Regions from separate parts of the Homo sapiens genome. Here region 2 is linked to region 1. A link is a contact called in ENCODE Hi-C or POLR2A ChIA-PET data. All regions are on one chromosome and are shown on one strand. The core of a region is the stretch at or near the end of the contact, and the rest is flanking DNA. Distances in the headings are between cores, read along the strand shown.

Region 1 (3,460 bases), core at 692-3,191:
CATGATTTATACTCATTTGGGTGAACTCCCATTCACAATTGCTTCAAAGAGAATAAAATACCTAGGAATCCAACTTACAAGGGATGTGAAGGACCTCTTCAAGGAGAACTACAAACCACTGCTCAAGGAAATAAAAGAGGAGACAAACAAATGGAAGAACATTCCATGCTCATGGGTAGGAAGAATCAATATCGTGAAAATGGCCATACTGCCCAAGGTAATTTACAGATTGAATGCCATCCCCATCAAGCTACCAATGACTTTCTTCACAGAATTGGAAAAAACTACTTTAAAGTTCATATGGAACCAAAAAAGAGCCCGCATTGCCAAGTCAATCCTAAGCCAAAAGAACAAAGCTGGAGGCATCACACTACCTGACTTCAAACTATACTACAAGGCTACAGTAACCAAAACAGCATGGTACTGGTACCAAAACAGAGATATAGATCAATGGAACAGAACAGAGCCCTCAGAAATAATGCCGCATATCTACAACTATCTGATCTTTGACAAACCTGAGAAAAACAAGCAATGGGGAAAGGATTCCCTATTTAATAAATGGTGCTGGGAAAACTGGCTAGCCATATGTAGAAAGCTGAAACTGGATCCCTTCCTTACACCTTATACAAAAATCAATTCAAGATGGATTAAAGATTTAAACGTTAAACCTAAAACCATAAAAACCCTAGAAGAAAACCTAGGCATTACCATTCAGGACATAGGCGTGGGCAAGGACTTCATGTCCAAAACACCAAAAGCAATGGCAACAAAAGACAAAATTGACAAATGGGATCTAATTAAACTAAAGAGCTTCTGCACAGAACTAATTATTTTTTAAAAATTACTAGATTTCAAGAAAAAATGATTTTTCATGTAAACATATCAGATATGATGATTTTAGAGAAAATTCAGTTAACTTTTAATATTCTTAAACCAGTAAAGGGATTCCAGACCTTGAAATGTTGCATTGCTGCATACGCCAACATCATGTGAAAAATTCATATATCTAAACCCCCAACACAGGCACACAAATACTTTCCCAAGAGCCTCACAGTTTCCAGAAAAGTTGTGAATTCTGAGGCAACATAGTTTTTTTGTTTTTGAGGTAGGGTCTCACTCTGTCACCCAGGCTGGAGTGCAATGACATGGCTCCCTGTAGCCTGGACATCCTAGACTCAAGCGATTCTCCTGCCTCAGCCTCCCAAGTAGCAGGACTACAAGCATGCTCCACCACACCTGGTTAATTTTTACATTTCTTGTAGAGATGGGGTCTCACTACATTACCCAGGCTGATCTCAAACTCCTGGACTCAAGCGATCTTCTTGCCTTGGCCTCCCAAAGTGCTGGGATTACAGGAGTGGGCCATCATGCCTGACCCTAAGGCAATATTCTAATTAACAAATTGGTTTGTACACATTCACACGTTTTGCAGTATGTAGGTTATTGTTTGAAGCTTTGAGAACTCTCCAGTTTCTAGAACTGCTGAAGAATCTAGGCCTCTGCCTCTCTTGCTCAGATTCTAAACAATGGAGATGTGTGGGTTTGGCTCAGCAATGCTAAAACATTTAGTAAAACAGGACAACAGCTAAAAGTATCGAAAGCTTAATGTGCAGGATAGGTTGAATTTGCTAAAGGAGCAGTTTTTGTGGCACTGGAGAAACTGAGCATGTTTTGGTGTCTGCCTGGGCTGCACGTCCTCATCCTGTAGGGTCCCTATGTGTCTGGGTCTCAGCAGAGGCTGAGGCTTTGGCGGACGCCCATCATGGACAGACACATCCACATGGGGGTGGGGCAGCCTGGTCCTCACACATCCCGGCGCCCCGGCCTGTCGCCTGGAGACTGCAATTATGCACAGAAGACGCCAAATTGCTGCGTATTTCCAAACATTTGGAATCCTAATCCCTTCAGGAAAGTTTTTTCTTGGATGCCACACCAAATCTAAATGGCAGAAACAATTCTTGTGATTAGGTGCAGGTTGTATGTAAAGGGAAAGAACCCTGGAAAAGTGACCTGGGTTTTGATGTGGACATTTAAAGGCTTTAGCAAGATGCTTTGGTGATTTGGCCTCGGTCTCCTCAACAGAGAATGAAAGGGATGAACCGAACAAAGCCTTTTAAGCTTGAGAGGGTCTGAGGAGAGAATATGCTCTCTGTAAGTTTCACGCCCCCTGAAACTTACAGGAGACACCTGTGCCACCTAACAAATGTTTCTAGGGAAACAGCAAATGCGAATGCTTCCGAGTAACCAATCGGTGCGCACACTCCCCCGGCCCCACCACAAGAGGGCGGTGTGACTAGCAAATGAAGCGTAGAAGACCCATCAGCAGTGGAGGTTGCTGGGGACAACGGCTGATGAAGCCTTCTCACGGTGCAGGGTAAGCTCGAGCAGCTCAGCTCCAGGTGATGTGTTCTCTTCCTCTGAAGCGGAGCCTCACATTCCAATGGATAGGAGGAGGTTGAGTCATTAATGTAGCCGTGCTGCCCTATCCCAATGATGGGTTACAAGCACAGGGTCACCAAAACGGTAGGTGAATCACCACCCTACTAGTCCATACTTGCTCCCTCTTCCCAGCTCAACACTCAGACGAGGATAACGATTTCTATTGTGCAACCCAGTATTACACAGAAGAGGTGCACTGGGAGGTGGCGGCTCCTCCAACTCAGAAGAGATGGAATCCTCAAAGCATGAGGCAAGGCAGGAGGGGCAGAGGGCCAGGGAGGTGGCATAGCATTGCATGTTCTGCGTCTGTATCGACCAAACACATGAAAAACCTACAGAATGCACTGCATTCCATAGTGCTTTGGAGACCCGTCTCCATTCTCTCCCATCTTGAATCTGCTGGAGCCAGAAGAATGCCTCTCAAGAGCTGAATGGGGCAGGGCTGAGCACTGCAACCTGTGTGCATGAAAACAACTGAAAAGCAGTTCTCAGGAGGGCAAAGGCTCAGACACTGCACGACTATTCCTCGTTCCTGAGTTTCTCCAAACCTGCACTAGACCATCAAGGGGCAAATAAAAATCAACCACCCCCAGATAGCAAGTCCTCGTATAGGACTAGAGGTGGATATTGAAATTAGTAAGCATTAGAGAGGAACCGGAAATACACCAAAGCAAAGCAGAATATAAAATGGAAGGACAAAGATGAAAATAACTTGAAAAGTGTACTTTACATGAGAAAAATACTTAATAAAAGTCTGCGTATTTACTTCTGAGTAAATTATAGAAGATGGAGGAAGAACAGGGATTGTTAAAGAAGAATGAGAAACATGCAAAGCGACTTATTCTATATAGGGGGAATTAAAAGAGGAGTTTATTTTTGGTTCTTAAGTAGATTGACAACAACAATATCATTATAGACCAGTGACTTGTTCCACAGATAATTACTGAGCATCTGATACACATAGCACCGTTCTGGCACAAACAACTTAAAAGACACAGAGTACGGAAAGCTGGAAATTAAA
Region 2 (3,460 bases), core at 409-2,908, 140 kb after region 1:
GGAATTATCTTAAGTGAATAATGGCAGAGCTGCCGAGCAACAAAGAAATTCATATCAGCTTCATTAATATTGGCGACAAAATTAAAATGTCCTGGGAAATAGGTGGGATAAACTCTGCTTGGTCCATATGCTGGAACACTATGCAGTCAGCAAATGTGTGTTGTAAGTGGATGTTTAATAAAGTGACGGCCATGATTGTAGGATGGAGCAGTTCATACGATCTCAGGTTGGAAGATCAAAGTGTGTGTGTGCATGCACGGGTGTGTTTGTCTGGAGAGACAGTGGCAAGAATGAATGTCTCTGGACCAAAAGTTGATGAAAGAGCTTCCTTTCCTTCTTATGTTTTTTTTTTTTTAATTTCTAGATTTTCTACAGATGCCCTGTATTACTTCTGCAATTTGAGAACACAAATCCAGAGGTGCCCAGTGCTTTGTAAAGATAGTGTGGCAGGCACATGCTGACCGACCCTCCCTCCAGAGAAGGGCAACTACTCCCAGTCCCATCATAAGGTGGTGCAGTGAAAATACAGCTGCCATCCACATAGGAATGCCCTCACCGCAACCCCCACTCGGTGTTAGGACTTAGGTACTTGCTGAAGTAATACAAAAGAGTGGCCTTCAGAATATATTTTTGTATCTTCTGCAATCTACATTAAAGATGCCCGTCCATCATTTTCAGAAGAGGCCTTTCGTGTTAGGATAATTCAGAAGGATGCACCCGGAATGTACCAGCGCGGCTCCCTGATGGAGCTGGCGACGTCCTTTGGCAGTGAGGGCTGTGCGGTTTCAGCTCTCCTGGCTGGCCTTTACCCGCTGGGCAGTTCCCAAATGGCGCTTCATGATGGGACTGGCGCTCATCCTCACACTGTTAGTGTTAGCATCCTCATTTCTTCTGCCTTTTTTTCACTCCTCTCTACGTAGTTGGGGATATCTGTTGTTAACCATAAACCACTTCAGCTTTGGGGAAGCAAGTGGGAAAAAACCTCAATGAACCCCTTAGCTGTTCCCCGAACCCAAATTGAGAAGAGGTGCTTTGACCCCGACTCACTCAGTGGAGCTAGAAAAAGCCCTTTCTTAGCTACTAGAGACGTTTTATTCACTTTTTACCAGGATCAAAAATGAAAACCACGTGTCCCCCTGGCCTTGTATGATGAATGACAAATGTGTGGGACTGAGGAGAGGTCGGCCGTAGAGTAGGTCTACCCCCTATCCTGGGGGCATCCCTGTGTGCCAGCTTCTCCAGAACCTACAGGGAGGAAGCACCAGGCGGCACCTCCCCAGAGGCTGGAGACCAACCAGGCACAGAATCTCTCATTTCCTTTCAGATTCTTCGCCATAATCTAATTTTCGTTAAGCCTGTCTTCCTTTACACCCTGGGCTACATTTGACGCATATTTCTGGCAAATTCTGGGACCACCTTTGCCAGATGACCAAATCCTTTTCGGAGAGATGACTGAAATATTTGTAAGTTTCCATCAGCATGGGGGGAAGGGGCTGGAGGTGAGGGGGGACCTCTCGGGCTGTGCCGTGGTATCCTCTCTTCTCCACATTACACCCCAAGCACGCGACTGTGAGCGGCGATCGGGGCCTGATCCTCAGTTCGAAGACACAGATGCTCACTGCTGTAGAGACATAAAGAAACCAAGAGGTTAACTGCCAGGGTTAGTCCCCTCCGCGGGCCTCCTGCATGAATCAGAGCCGACTGGGAGCAGGAGTGACTCAGAGCCGTGGCTTTTTGTCCTCTGGCTGTGCAAATAAACAGAGCAGGAAGGTTTGAATGGGCCAGGCCTGGAGCAGAGTGCAGGGTTGGAGGCGGCTCCCAGTTCCAAGGCGCGCCCCACCCGGCCCCCAGGCCAGGTCAGCCTGGGGAGGGGAGAACTAAGGGCACCAGGCAGCCCACCCGGCCCGGCCAAGACCAGCAGGACAGGGGCCCAGAGGCTGGTACCCTCCGAGGTGCGGGAGAAGAGGAGGTGGGAGGGTGCGGGGCCGTGGCTTGCTCTGTGGGGACACTGCCCTGGGGTCCACCCTGCCGCGGGGTCCACTTGGTATAGGCACCCACCAGGCCTGCACCCTACCCTGGGAAACACCTGTGGGGCTGTCCCCTTCTCTGAGCATCTGTGAGGGGTTTTCCTCTCCTTAGGGACCCCTGGAAGGTCCAGAGTGCAGGGTGTGTGGCCAGGCCAGGCCTGGAGATCCGCCAGGAGCAGAGAGCTCCGGAAGGCCTGCCGGGAGGACCTGGAGGATGCATCTACTGCCAGGCTCGGTGGGCCTGGCCACCCGAGGGGCCTCTTCTCTCCCCCTGCAAACTGACATAAAGGGTTTGAGAAACGATGGCAAAGCCACACGGGGTCACTCCACTCGTTGAAAGTCCACCCAGCAAGCATGCAAGCACTGGGCAAGCAAAATTATTTTCATCCTCAGAATGGTCCAGTGAGCTGGGTGCTTTCACCCCCATTTCACAGCAGGGGAAACTGAGGGACCTACGTAACTCCTCAGCTGAGAGCATAGACAGAGCTGTGGGCAGAGCCAGGAAGCAAACCCAGCCAGTCCAATTATCTAAAAAATGAGATTTTTCCCTCCATGCCAAGTATGGCCCCATCCTACTGAGTCGGGTCATTATGTCAGGGCTCTCTGCTTTAAACGACGGCGCACAGGGACCTCCCCATGCAGCAGGGAGTACCCCGGAGAGTGAGGGGGGCCTGGATCCAGCCGGGCACCTGTTGGCGTTCCTACACCCCTGCAGTCTGCTCTCAGGTGCTCCTGTGTTGGGAGCAAGGCCTGAGGCGCTCGTGTCAGGATTCCCTGCGGGAGATCGGGTAGCTTCAGCCTGGGCACAGAAGCCTCTGGGTCCAGAAGTGAGCAGATCAAACCCCTGCCCTACTCACGTCACCCACCTGGCGTCTCCTGGCTTTGGGTGGCCCAGCCACATGCCTGCAGGTTGAGTCTTTGAATTTGCAGGGCCAGGGCCAGCTGTGCCATCTGGTCTTTTGGAACTTTTTTTTTTTTTTGCTGTGGCATTAGACAGGCATCCCCTAACCCAGAGAACCCTCACTACCACTGCTCAGAGGTCCCTTTTTATACGTGGTGCCAGTGAATACACCAATTTAGATGCTCTGTGTAGGTAGGAAGCAATCCCCACAGTCTGTGCGATGTCACCTTGTGTGGTGGAAATGCCATTCGCTGTGATGAACCCTTTCCAGTCACTCCACCGTACAGTGCCCCGCCGGGGTCGGATCGGCCCTTCTTCCTGGTCCCATCTCCCGGGATCTGCTGTCCCCTCTTCAGGCCCTTCTTTGTGTGGTTAGCCTGGGGTACCTTTCCCAGTCACTGATCTGACTCCGTCGCTTAACCTGTTAATGGAATAGCATGGACGATGCACCCCACACTGCATCTGGTGTTACTGGGACCCACTGAATGTAGGTTCCTTTACCCCCATTTCACCTGCTGCCAGCAGGATGGCC

The links. A loop is a pair of places that touch in the nucleus more often than their neighbours do. ChIA-PET counts read pairs that join two places held with the same protein, here RNA polymerase II (POLR2A). Pooled maps may share reads with other maps.
Region 2: a loop to region 1 is called in a map of aorta, with 2.2 times the contacts of the local background. The contact joins the enhancer-like site here to the promoter of LINC01937 in region 1. A Hi-C loop is called at or near these places in 1 of 168 maps with a recorded cell type or tissue (aorta) and 4 of 50 pooled maps. POLR2A ChIA-PET finds 5 or more read pairs at or near these places in 1 of 52 experiments (MCF 10A).

The regions. Positions count from the first base shown.
Region 1 is chr2:238,718,048-238,721,507 of GRCh38, forward strand. It overlaps LINC01937 (long intergenic non-protein coding RNA 1937), which reads left to right and starts at 1,942. Exons shown (of 3, transcript XR_924050.2): 1 at 1,942-2,374.
Region 2 is chr2:238,862,698-238,866,157 of GRCh38, forward strand. All of the region lies in intron 1 of TWIST2 (twist family bHLH transcription factor 2), which reads left to right. Among named protein-coding and RNA genes, the nearest start is that of TWIST2, 16 kb to the left of the region's middle. RefSeq lists enhancers at 1,511-1,805, 2,075-2,692. Within about 2 kb of position 1,659, at least 20 of the 41 ENCODE cell types and tissues checked have a DNase peak (open chromatin) inside an H3K27ac peak, as active enhancers do.